2 separate regions of the Homo sapiens genome follow, and region 1 is linked to region 2. A link is a contact called in ENCODE Hi-C or POLR2A ChIA-PET data. All regions are on one chromosome and are shown on one strand. The core of a region is the stretch at or near the end of the contact, and the rest is flanking DNA. Distances in the headings are between cores, read along the strand shown.

The links. A loop is a pair of places that touch in the nucleus more often than their neighbours do. ChIA-PET counts read pairs that join two places held with the same protein, here RNA polymerase II (POLR2A). Pooled maps may share reads with other maps.
Region 1: a pooled map shows a loop between it and region 2 (2.1-fold over the local background). The contact joins two enhancer-like sites. A Hi-C loop is called at or near these places in 1 of 50 pooled maps. POLR2A ChIA-PET finds 5 or more read pairs at or near these places in 4 of 52 experiments (Caco-2, GM12878, WTC11 and 1 more).

What each region holds. Positions count from the first base shown.
Region 1 is chr1:9,891,419-9,897,178 of GRCh38, reverse strand. All of the region lies in intron 1 of CTNNBIP1 (catenin beta interacting protein 1), which reads left to right. Among named protein-coding and RNA genes, the nearest start is that of CTNNBIP1, 16 kb to the left of the region's middle. Within about 2 kb of position 3,803, at least 14 of the 41 ENCODE cell types and tissues checked have a DNase peak (open chromatin) inside an H3K27ac peak, as active enhancers do.
Region 2 is chr1:9,782,671-9,788,090 of GRCh38, reverse strand. All of the region lies in intron 1 of CLSTN1 (calsyntenin 1), which reads left to right. Among named protein-coding and RNA genes, the nearest start is that of CLSTN1, 39 kb to the left of the region's middle. RefSeq lists an enhancer at 1,267-1,767. Within about 2 kb of position 3,415, at least 2 of the 41 ENCODE cell types and tissues checked have a DNase peak (open chromatin) inside an H3K27ac peak, as active enhancers do.

The sequences.
Region 1 (5,760 bases), core at 2,554-5,053, 110 kb before region 2:
CTGGCCACGTTTTTTGTTTGTTTGTTTGTTTTTGAGACAGAGTCTCGCTTTGTCTCCCAGGCTGGAGTGCAATGCAGTGATGTGATCTTGGCTCATTGCAACTCCTCCTCCCGTGTTCAAGCGATTCTCTTGCCTCAGCCTCCTGAGTAGCTGGGATTACAGGCGCGCGCCACCATGCCCGGCTAATTTTCATTTTTTTTTTTTGTTTGTTTGAGACAGAATCTCACTCTGTCGCCCAGGCTGGAGTGCAGTGGCACGATCTCGGCTCACTGCAACCTTGGCCTCCCGGGTTCCATTGATTCTTCTGCCTCAGCCTCCTGAGTAGCTGGGACTACAGGCACGTGCCACCATGCCTGGCTAATTTCTGTATTTTTAGTAGAAATGGGGTTTCACCATTTTGGCCAGGCTGGTCTCGAACTCCTGACCTCATGATTCGCCCACCTTGGTCTCTCAAAGTGCTGGGATTAAAGGCGTGAGCCGCCGCACCCGGCCAATTTTTGTATTTTTTAGTAGAGACGGGGTTTTACCATGTTAGTCAGGCTGGTCTTGAACTCCTGACCTTGTGATCTGCCCACCTCGGCCTCCCAAAATCCTGGGATTAGAAGCGTGAGCCGCCATGGCCGGCCTAATTTTTATATTTTTAGTAGAGACGGGGTTTCACCATGTTGGCCAGGCTACTCTCGAACTCCTGACCTCAGGTGATCTGCCTGCCTTTGTGTCTCAAAGTGCTGGGATTGCAGGCATGAGCCACTGCACCCGGCTGACTTCTAGGTTTCATTTCATATTTTCTTCTCGCACTGTTTTCTTTGCCTGTGTTTTCGTCTAATACATTCACTCCATGTTTTATACATTAAAACTTTGATCCATATCCAAGGTATCAAAGCCAGCATCACCAGAATTGGGGCAAACTGGCATTATGCACTTCTAGTGGAACACTGATACATCAGATACATAATTTCTTGTGAAAGTGTTTAAGGAACAATTGGCCAAATCCAGATTGTGGAACATCCTAAAGACAAGGGTCCTGGACTCTAAAAAATGTTAATATCCTGATAAACAAAGAAAAGCTGCTAAACCACTCTAGATTAAGTAGGTTGAAGAGCATGGGAACCAAATACAACTGAGATCCTTGATCCAGTCCTGGATTAAACACAAGTGAAGGCCAAATTGAGGGGGAGGGGGAATTGGGGAAATTTGGATATGGGGTGGATATCAAAGATACTACTTGGTCAATATTAAATTCCTTGGGAAGGTCGGGCGTGGTGGCTCACACCTGTAATCCCAGCACTTTTGGAGGCAGAGGCAGGAGGATTGCTTGAGGCCAGGAGTTCAAGACCAGCCTGGGCAACATAGCAAGTCCCATCTCTTAAAAAACAAAACAAGGCCAGGTGCGGTGGCTCATGCCTGTAATCCTAGCACTTTGGGAGGCCAAGGCGGGTGGATCACGAGGTCAGGAGTTCGAGAGACCAGCCTGGCCAACATGGTGAAATCCTGTCTCTACTAAAAATACAAAAAATTAGCTGGGCATGGTGGCGTGCACCTATAGTCCCAGCTGCTCGAGAGACTGAGGCAATGGAATCGCTTGAACCCGGGAGGCGGAGGTTGCAGTGAGCCGAGATCGTGCCACTGCACTCTAGCCTGGCGACAGAGCAAGACTCCATCTCAAAACAAAACAAAACTAGGCTAGGCATGGTGGCTCACGCCTGTAATCCCAGCACTTTGGGAGGCTGAGGCGGGCGGATCACGTGAAGTCAGGAGTTCAAGACCAGCCTGCCCAACATGGCAAAACCCCATCTCAACTGCAATACAAAAATTAGCTGGGCATGGTGGTGGGTGCCTATAATCCCAGCTACTTGGGAGGCTGAGGTGGGAGAATCGCTGGAACCCAGGAGGCGGAGGTTGCAGTGAGTTGCAATTGTGCCATTACATTCCAGCGTGGGTGACAGAGTAAGACTGTCTCAAAAACAAAACAGGCCGGGTGCAGTGGCTCATGCCTGTAATCCCAGCACTTCGGGAGGCCGAGGCGGGCGTATCATGAGGTCAGGAGATCGAGACCATCTTGGCTAACACGGTGAAACCCTGTCTCTACTAAAAATACAAAAAATTAGCAGGGCATGGTGGTGGGCGTCTGTAGTCCCAGCTCCTTGGGAGGCTGAGGCAGGAGAATGGTGTGAACCTGGGAAGCAGAGCTTGCAGTGAGCCGAGATTGCACCACTGCACTCCAGCCTGAGGGACAGAGTGAGACTCTGTCTCAAAAAAAAAAAAAAAAAAAATAGCCAGGCATGGCAGTCACACTTGTGATCCTAGCTAGTCAGGAGGCTGAGGCAGGAGAATCTCTTGAACCCGGGAGGCGGAAATTGCAGTGAGCAGAGATCACACCACTGCACTCCAGCTTGGGTGACAGAGCGAGACTCTGTCTCAAACAAAAAACAAAACTAGCCTGGGCAACATGGTGAAACGCCATTTCTACAAAAACTATAAAAATTAGCTGGGTATAGTGATGCATGCCTGCAGGCCTAGCTATTTGGGAGGCTGAGGTGGGAGGATCGCTTAAGCCTGGGAGGTGGAGGTTGCAGTGAGCTGAGATTGCACCACTACACTCCAGCCTGGGTGACAGGGTGAGACCCTGTCTCACAAAAGAAAAGAAAAAAAAAAAGCAGTCGAGTGTGGTTGTGCACACCTCTAATCCTAGCTACTCAGGAGGCTGAGGGGGGAGGATCACTTGAGCCCTGGATGTTGAGGCTGCAGTGAGCTGTGATCGCACCACTGCACTCCACCCTGTGTGACAGAGCGAGACACTGTTTCAAAAAACAAAACCAAACAAACAAGAATTCCTTGGGGTGTTAATGATATTGTGGTTATGTAGGAGAATGGCCTTAGGAGATCTGTGCTGAGGCATTAGCCAAGTATCATGATCTCTGCAATTGACTTTCAGATGGTTCAGGAAAAGCAGCAGTGTGCGTGTACCTTGACATATACCCACAGCACAGAGCCATAAAACATATATAGCAAAATGTGAACAGTGGGACTCCAGGAGCAAGGTATGTGGATGTTCTTGTACTGTTCTTTTAGCTCTTCCGTGGCTTTGGAATTTTTCAAAAGAAAAAGGTGAGGAGGAAGAAAAAAAAACAACTTTGTTCCATCTGGAATTGATTTTGATTGCAGGTCCTTTGGTTGCCGTGGCCCTCCTGGGTTATTGTCCTGGATTTCTGGTTTCTTTGTCCTTTTACAGCATGTACAATAGTCAGTTTCCCTCTCTCTTAGGAACTTCTTTTTTGGGTGAGTTATTCTTTTTTCGGACTTGGAAGTTTTTATGATTAGTGTCTTTCTGGCAGACTTCAGTGACTTTTCTAGAAGCAGGTAAGACCTAGCATGCTTTGTCCTGTGCGTTGATGCCTTTTTTGGTTTTGTTTTCGTTTTTTAACATTGCATTATGTGCTCCAAGGAAATTTGCAAGGAAGTTTTGTTCTCTGGGACTTAAACAAAGTCTTAATCCTCAGAAATCATCTTAATCATCAAATTAATGTGTCGTGTAATTAACCCTCTTCCAGTGACCCTTGAGATAAGCTTTTTCCTCTCAATGGAGAGTTTTTGCAGGAGGGCAGGTCCTGCTTACATTCTTTGGATATGGGCTTGTAAAGACTCCTGGGTTTCATTTTGTAAAATGTAACAGTCTTGGGTGAGTCGTTGGCCTGGAAAAACTGGAGTCTTTTTGCCAGGGGAGCTCTTAACAGACCAGTTTTGCCAGAAGCTTCTGCTTCCTTTCTGTGGTTTGGTGACTAACAGTTTCGTGGCTTTGGGAAAGGGGATGTCATTACAAATGGGTGATGGTGGTTCGTCTCCTGAGCTAGTTTGCCAGGGTGTGCCCAGATCTGGGTGTTCATGCCTGCGCCCATTGTGACTAGGGACAGTTTCTTGGACACTTTACACTGGCCGCCCCTGTGGCTACTCTCCTGAGCTTGTCTGTGGTGGCTTTAACCTTGAACAAACCCTCCAGGGTTTGTGGGTGGATTCCTATTGTATCAGGTGCTGTATTTTCCCCTCTTCTGGAGCAAGTGCGTCTTTTCTGATCTTCCTTCCCTTCAGCTCCAGCTGCCACTGTCCTTGCCTTCAGACTGGACAAGGCCTTGTGACCCATCAGGAGTTTTTGTCCCGATACCGTTTCCCACAGTAAGTTAATGGGATAAACACATGGGAGATTCTGAAGGGGTCTTTGTTTAAAGCATTGTTGATTTTGATTATTGGCTTGTTAAACATTTGGAGAGGAAGGAAACTGAGTCCTCAACAGCCTCTTAGGGGGAGGTTTCCTCCTTCCTTGGATTATGTTTTGTTCCGAGGTAGCTGGAGGGGAAAGGATCAGGAAGGTCGCCTCCTGCTTAGTAGAGCAGAAGCAATCACCCAAACAAGCAAGCAGTGTGGCTCACGTGATGCGTGGAGCCAGGAACCCTGGCCTCTGTAGCACAGATGGGTGTATTTGCGAAGTAAACAGATACACCTATATCTTTATGCAAATTAACACATACCTTTATGCTGACAGCCTGTTGGAAAGAGGCAGTGGCCTTAAAACTTCTTTTCTTTTTTTTTTTTTGAGACAGTCTCGCTCTGTTGCCCAGGCTGGGGTGCAGTGGTGTGATCATAGCTCACTGCAACCTCAGACTCCTGGGCTCTTGGGATCCTCCCACCTCAGCCTCCCAAGTAACTGGGCCTACAGGTGCAAGCCACTGCACACCCAGCTAATCTTTTTTTTTTTTTTTTTTTAGACGGAGTCTCGCTCTGTCCCCCAGGCTGGAATGCAGTGGCGCGATCTCGGCTCACTCCAAGCTCTGCCTCCCGGGTTCACGCCATTCTCCTGCCTCAGCCTCCCGAGTAGCTGGGACCACAGGCACCCACCACCACGCCTGGCTAATTTTTTGTATTTTTAGTAGAGACGGGGTTTCACCGTGTTAGCCAGGATGGTCTTGATCTCCTGACCTCATGATCCGCCCGCCTCAGCTTCCCAAAGTGCTGGGATTAGAGGCGTGAGCCACCGCGCCCAGGCTGCACCCAGCTAATCTTTTAAAGATTTTTTGTAGAAGCCAGGCTCGGTGGCTCATGTCTATAATGCCAGCACTTTGGGAGGCTGAGGTAGGCAGATCACATGAGGTCAGGATTTTGAGACCAGCCTGGCCAACATGGCAAAACCCTGTCCCTACTAAAAATACAAAATAAAATTAGCTGGACATGGTGGCACGCACCTGTAGTCCCAACTACTCGGGAGGCCGAGGCAGGAGAATCACCTGAGACTGGAAGGCAGAGGTTGCAGTGAAACGAGATTGCGCCACTGCACTCCAGCCTGGGCGACAGAGGGAAAGAGCGAGACCCCATCTCCAAAAAAAAAAAAAAAAAAAAAAAAAAAAATTTAAAGAGATGGGGTCTTACTTTATTGCCCAGGCTGGTTTTGAAGTCCAGGCCTCAAGCAATTCTCCTACCTCAGTCTCCCAAAGTGCTGGGATTACAGGCATTTGCCACTGTGCCCAACAAAACTTATTTTCCGAAGAGTTTGATTGGGAAGCGTTTCCCCAGGAGGCTGCACCTGGGGTCTCTCAGCCAGGTCCTGAGGATGACCATCCCCAGAGCCGGGTGGTGAGGAGGGGGCTGCTTCCGGGGGCACAGTCCTGCAGCCGATCCAATTGATTTAATGACCTAATCCTCACCACAGGAAGCTGGAGGCTTTCCCAGCCCTGGGATTCTGAGGGGATGCAGCAAACTCAGTTCAGGAAG
Region 2 (5,420 bases), core at 2,166-4,665:
TAGAGACGGGGTCTCGCCAGGTTGGCCGGGCTGATCTTGAACTCCTGAACTCAAGCGATCCACCTTCCTCAGCTTCCTAAAGTGCTGGGATTACAGGTTTGAGCCACCACGCCGGACCCTTAGTCAAATAGTCAAATTCACAGAGACAGAAAATAGAATGGTGGCTGCCAGGGGCTGGGGGAGGGGAAATAGGAAGTTAGTATTTAGTGGGTGCAGAGTTTCAGTTTTGCAAGATGAAAGAAGTTCTAGAGACGGGTAGTGGTGGTGACGGTTGGATGACAGTGTGAATGTACTTAATGCTATTGGCCTGTACACTTAAAAATGGTTAAGATGGTAAATTTTTATACTGTGTATTTTCCCACATTAAAAAAACTTGTTTGGAATTTGGAGGAAAAATTAGAAGGCTCACGCCTGTAATCCCAGCACTTTGGGAGGCCAAGGCAGGTGGATCACGAGGTCAGGAGATCGAGACCATCCTGGCTAACATGGTGAAACCCCGTCTCTCTAAAAACACAAAAAATTAGCCGGGCACGGTGGCAGGTGCCTGTAGTCCCAGCTACCCGGGAGGCTGAGGCAGGAGAATGGCGTGAACCCGGGAGGCGGAGCTTGCAGTGAGCCGAGATCACACCACTGCACTCCAGGCTGGGCGACAGAGTGAGACTCCGTCTCAAAAAAAAAAAAAAAAAAATTAGAAGGCTCACTTTAAGCTTTCAAAAGTTGCAATTGTAGGAAGTGAGGATTACTTTGCAGGTTCTGTTTCAAATTCATATTTTTATCAACCATAACACAAGCTCTGAGAGGGCAGGGGCTGTTTTACTCACCATTATTTTCTTGGTACCTAGAAGACTACCTGGGCCTCGAGAAAGACGGATGGATGGATGGAAGAAGGGGGAAACAGAAGCCCCTTCTTCTGGATTCTCCTGCCCTGTCATTCCTCCTTAGCTCTCAGTTCTAGTTGGGGACAGCCCCATCTCCGTGTGCGGGAGATACCTAGACTCTAAACTGCAGTCTCAGCCCAGCCCCTTCCCCTTCTCTTCTCACCCCTGCAGCCACCTCTTCACCCCCAACTTCGTTCTTGGGACTCTCCTGGCATCCTACCCTGAGGCTCATGTGCAGGGTCTGGTCCCCTTGCTTCCTTCTTAGTGTTCAGGGTGGGATGTGCACCAGGGAGAAGGACATAGGGGTTCCTCCTCCATCTGTTCCTGCTCATTCCCTGGTCTTTTCTCATGATGCCACCATGCATGCCTTGCGCTCCCCAACACGAGGAGCCCGATGTAGCTCTCAGGCCCTGTGAGCTGGGTAGTGGTGAGCCCATGCCCAGCCATAGACCGCCTGGTGGCGGACAGGCAGGTGTCCCAGCCTGTGAGCAAGAGAGTGGATCCAGATGTGCAGAGCTTGCAAACAGCTCTCACCTTTGTTTTTTTTTTTTTTTTTTTTTTTTTGAGACGGAGTCTCACTCTTGTCAGCCAGGCTGCAGTGGAGTGCAATAGCACAATCTCAGCTCACTGCAACCTCCACCTCCCGGGTCCAAGCAATTCTCCTGCCTCAGTCTCCTGAGTAGCTGGGATTACAGGTGCCCACCACCACACCTGGCTAATTTTTAGTGTTTTTAGTAGAGACGGGGTTTCGCCATGTTGGCCAGGCTGGTTTCGAACTCCTGACTTCAGGTGATCAGCCTGCCTCGGCCTCCCAAAGTGCTGGGATTACAGGCATGAGCCACCGCGCCCAGCCTCACCTTTCGTAGAACAGCTGCATTGTGTGTAACAGTATGTGGTGGTATGATGCTTGTCCTGGGAAAAGTGAATAAATGCAGGGAAAGTTTCACTGTACTATTAAAAAACTCAATTGTTCTGTTAGCTTAAGAATTTATTTGACACTTAATGTGTGTGTTTTTTGTTTGTTTGAGGCAGGTCTCGCTCTGTCACCCAGTCTGGAGTGCAGTGGTGTGATCTCAGCTCACTGCAACCTCCACCTCCCAGGCTCAAGCGATTCTCATGCCTCAGCCTCCCGAGTAGCTGGGAGGTCCCAAGTAGCTCCCAAGTGTACCACCATGCCTGGCTAATTTTTTCCTATTTTTTGTAGAGACAGGGTTTTATCATTTTGCCCAGGCTGGTGTCGAACTCCTGAACTCAAGCGATCCACCCACCTCAACCTCCCAAATTGCTGGGATTACAGGCATGACCTACCGTGCCCGGCCTTAATGTGTTTTTATTTTAAAAATTAACTTCAAGCTGGGTGGGGTGTCCCACACCTCTGAGACAGAGTGAGACCCTGACTCGGAAAAAAAAAAAAAAAGAAATTCACATCAATGTAATGCACAAATTATTAAAGTGGCTCTTTTAAAGTGTACAAGTGATTTTCATGTAGACATCATTGGTTTTCCTTAACGGGGTGGATGTCAGTCAGTGGTTCTCAAGGGAGGAGGGAGGAGGATTGCCCCCAGGGGATCTTGGGGAATGTCTGGAGACACTTCTGGTTGGCACATCTTGGTGGGGAGGCCGCGGACATCCAGTGGTTTTGAGGCCGGGATGCTGCTGAACGTCCCACAATGCACGGGACAGCCCCACAGCTAAACATTGTCTGGCCCAGAGTGTCCAGCTGTTGAGAAACCCTGATCTAAATAATGTCTAAGCTATGTATTTGGTGTTTCAATCAGCCCTTTAAAATTTAGTTTGTTTGGGATTCTGATGAAGAAATCCTTAAACCTGTGCATACAGAGATTCTTTGGCAGTGTTCAGTCTTTGGAAAAAAAAAAATAAGAGTAATTAAAAAATCTGTTTTACAGCTGGGTGCAGTGGGTCACGCCTGTAATCCCAGCACTTTGGGAGACTGAGGCAGGCGGATCACTTGAGGCCAGGAGTTTGAGACCAGACTGGCCAACATGGTGAAACCCTGTCTCCGCTAAAAATACAAAAATTAGCCAGGCACGGTGGATCACCTGAGGTCAAGAGTTCAAGACCACCCTGGCCAACATGGTGAAAACCCCTCTCCTCTAAAAATAACAAAAATTAGCTGGGAGTGGTGGCACACATTGTAGTTTTATTTCACTTCAGCCTGGGTGACAGAGCAAGACTCTCAAAAAAAAAAAAAAAAAGAATTTATGACTAGGGACAATACTTAGAGACCCAGAGATAATGCCTTTTTATATTTTGATTTTAAAACTGTGAATATTTTACCTGTTCCAAATGCTTTTTTGAGGAAAAAAAGAATCAGCTGGAGATTTTAAACTTAGAGTTTAAGATACTTTTCTACCCATGTCATCTTTAACAAGGGCCTACTAGCTCGCCTTTGGAAATTAACTAGCAGGATTTTAAAATCAAAGCCTGAGAACTTGGAGCATGCAAGGGCACCTGTCACCACCTGCTGGCAGTGTTCCTTAATTGCAGGTTCTTATGATAGACCAAGGTTTAAAAGTTGAATCTGCAAATGAAACCTGTAACATCATCTAGGATTTATAGGTGAGACGCCAACAGTCTCTTGCAATATTTAGCTGTTGTTTTTTAAGGGCAGACATGACCAACCTACGTGTCATGATAAGAGGCACACATCACACTCTTGTTTGAAACAGTGGGTTTCTTTTTTCTTTAGAGATAGTCTTGTTCTCCCTGAGGCTGGACTGCAGTGGTGAGATCTTGGCTCACGGCAGCCTGTAACTCTTGGGCTGAAACATTCCTCCTGTCTCAGCCTCCCGAGTAGCTGGGAGTACAGGCATGTGCCACCATGCCAGCTAACTTTTTTTTTTTATTCAAGAGGGAATCTCGCTTTGTCACCCAGGCCGGAGTGCAAGTGACACAATCTCTGCTCACTGCAACGTCTGCCCCCCAGGTTCAAGAGATTCCCCTGCCTCAACCTTCCGAGTAGCTGGGGTTACAGGTGCATGCCACCACGCTTGGTTAATTTTTTTTTTTTTTTTTTTTTGAGATAGAGTTTCGCTCCTGTCGCCCAGGCTGGAGTGCAGTGGCGCAATCTTGGCTCATTGCAACCTCCGTCACCCTGGTTCAGGCAATTCTCCTGCCCCAGCCTCCCAAGTATCTGGGATTACAGGCATCTGCCACCACGCCTAGCTAATTTTTGTATTATTATTATTATTATTTTTTGAGATGGAGTTTCACTCTTGTTGCCCAGGCTGGAGTGCAATAGTGTGGTCTCAGCTCCCTGCAACCTCTGCCTCCCAGGTTCAAGCAATTCTCCTGTCTCAGCCTCCCAAGTAGCTGGGATTACAGGCACCCGCCACCACGCCTGGTTAATTTTTGTATTTTTAGTAGAGACAGGGTTTCACCATGTTTGCCAGGCTGGTCTCGAACTCCTGACCTCAGGCCATCTGCTCACCTTGGCCTCCCAAAGTGCTGGTATTACAGGCGTGAGCCACTGTGCCCGGCCAATTTTTGTATTTTTTTAGTGGAGACGGGGTTTCACCATGTTGGCCAGGCTGGTCTCGAACTCCTGACCTCAGGTGATCCACCTGCCTCGGCCTCCCAAAGTGCTGGAATTACAGGCGCGAGACACTGTGCCTGGCCTAATTTTTGTGTTTTTAGTAGAAACAGGGTTTCACCACATTGGCCAAGCTGGTCTCGAACTCCTGACCTCAGGTGATCCACCCGCCTTGGCCTCCCGAAGTGTTGGGATTACAGGCGTGAGCCACTGTGTCCAGCCTAATTTTTTAAAACATTTTTTTGTAGAGACGGGATCACACCTTGTCACCCAGGCTGGTGTCGAACTTCTAGGCTCAAGCAATCCTCCTACCTGGGCCTCCCAAAGTGTTGGGATTATGGGTGTGAGCCACTGCGCCTGGCTGGAAACCGTGGATTTCTAGTTACAAAGTCTTCTTTACTTACAATCAGGTTTATCTTCTGATAAACCCATCTTTGTAAAGTCTAAAAATCCTAAGTTGAGCCACTGTAAGTGGGGAACCATCCATATGAGTGAATAAACCGGAAAGGAACTGTTCGTGTACTGGGTTGACTGATATCAGGGCCACCCTGGGACCTGTGGTTGGCGTCTGGGCTCTGCAACCAACCTGCTGAAATCCCCGTTACTTGTGAGACTTAGGCATGGGTCCAGCCTCTCTCTCTCTTTTTCTTTTTGAGATGGAGTCTCGCTCTGTCACCCAGGCTGGAGTGCGATGGCGCGATCTCAGCTTACTGCAGCCTCCGCCTCCCAGGTTCCAGCTATTCTCCTACCTCAGCCTCCTGGGTAGCTGGGATTATAGGCGTGTGCCACCACGCCCGGCTAATTTTTGTATTTTCAATAGAGGCGGGGTTTTACCATGTTGGCCAGGTTGGTCTTGAACTCCTGACCTCAGGTGATCTGCTTGCCTTGGCCTCCCAAAGTGCTAGGATTACAGGTGTGAGCCACCACGCCCGGCCCGGGTCTAGCCTCTCTTTAGCCCACAGAGTTGGGTTGTGCTGGGGCAGCATAGC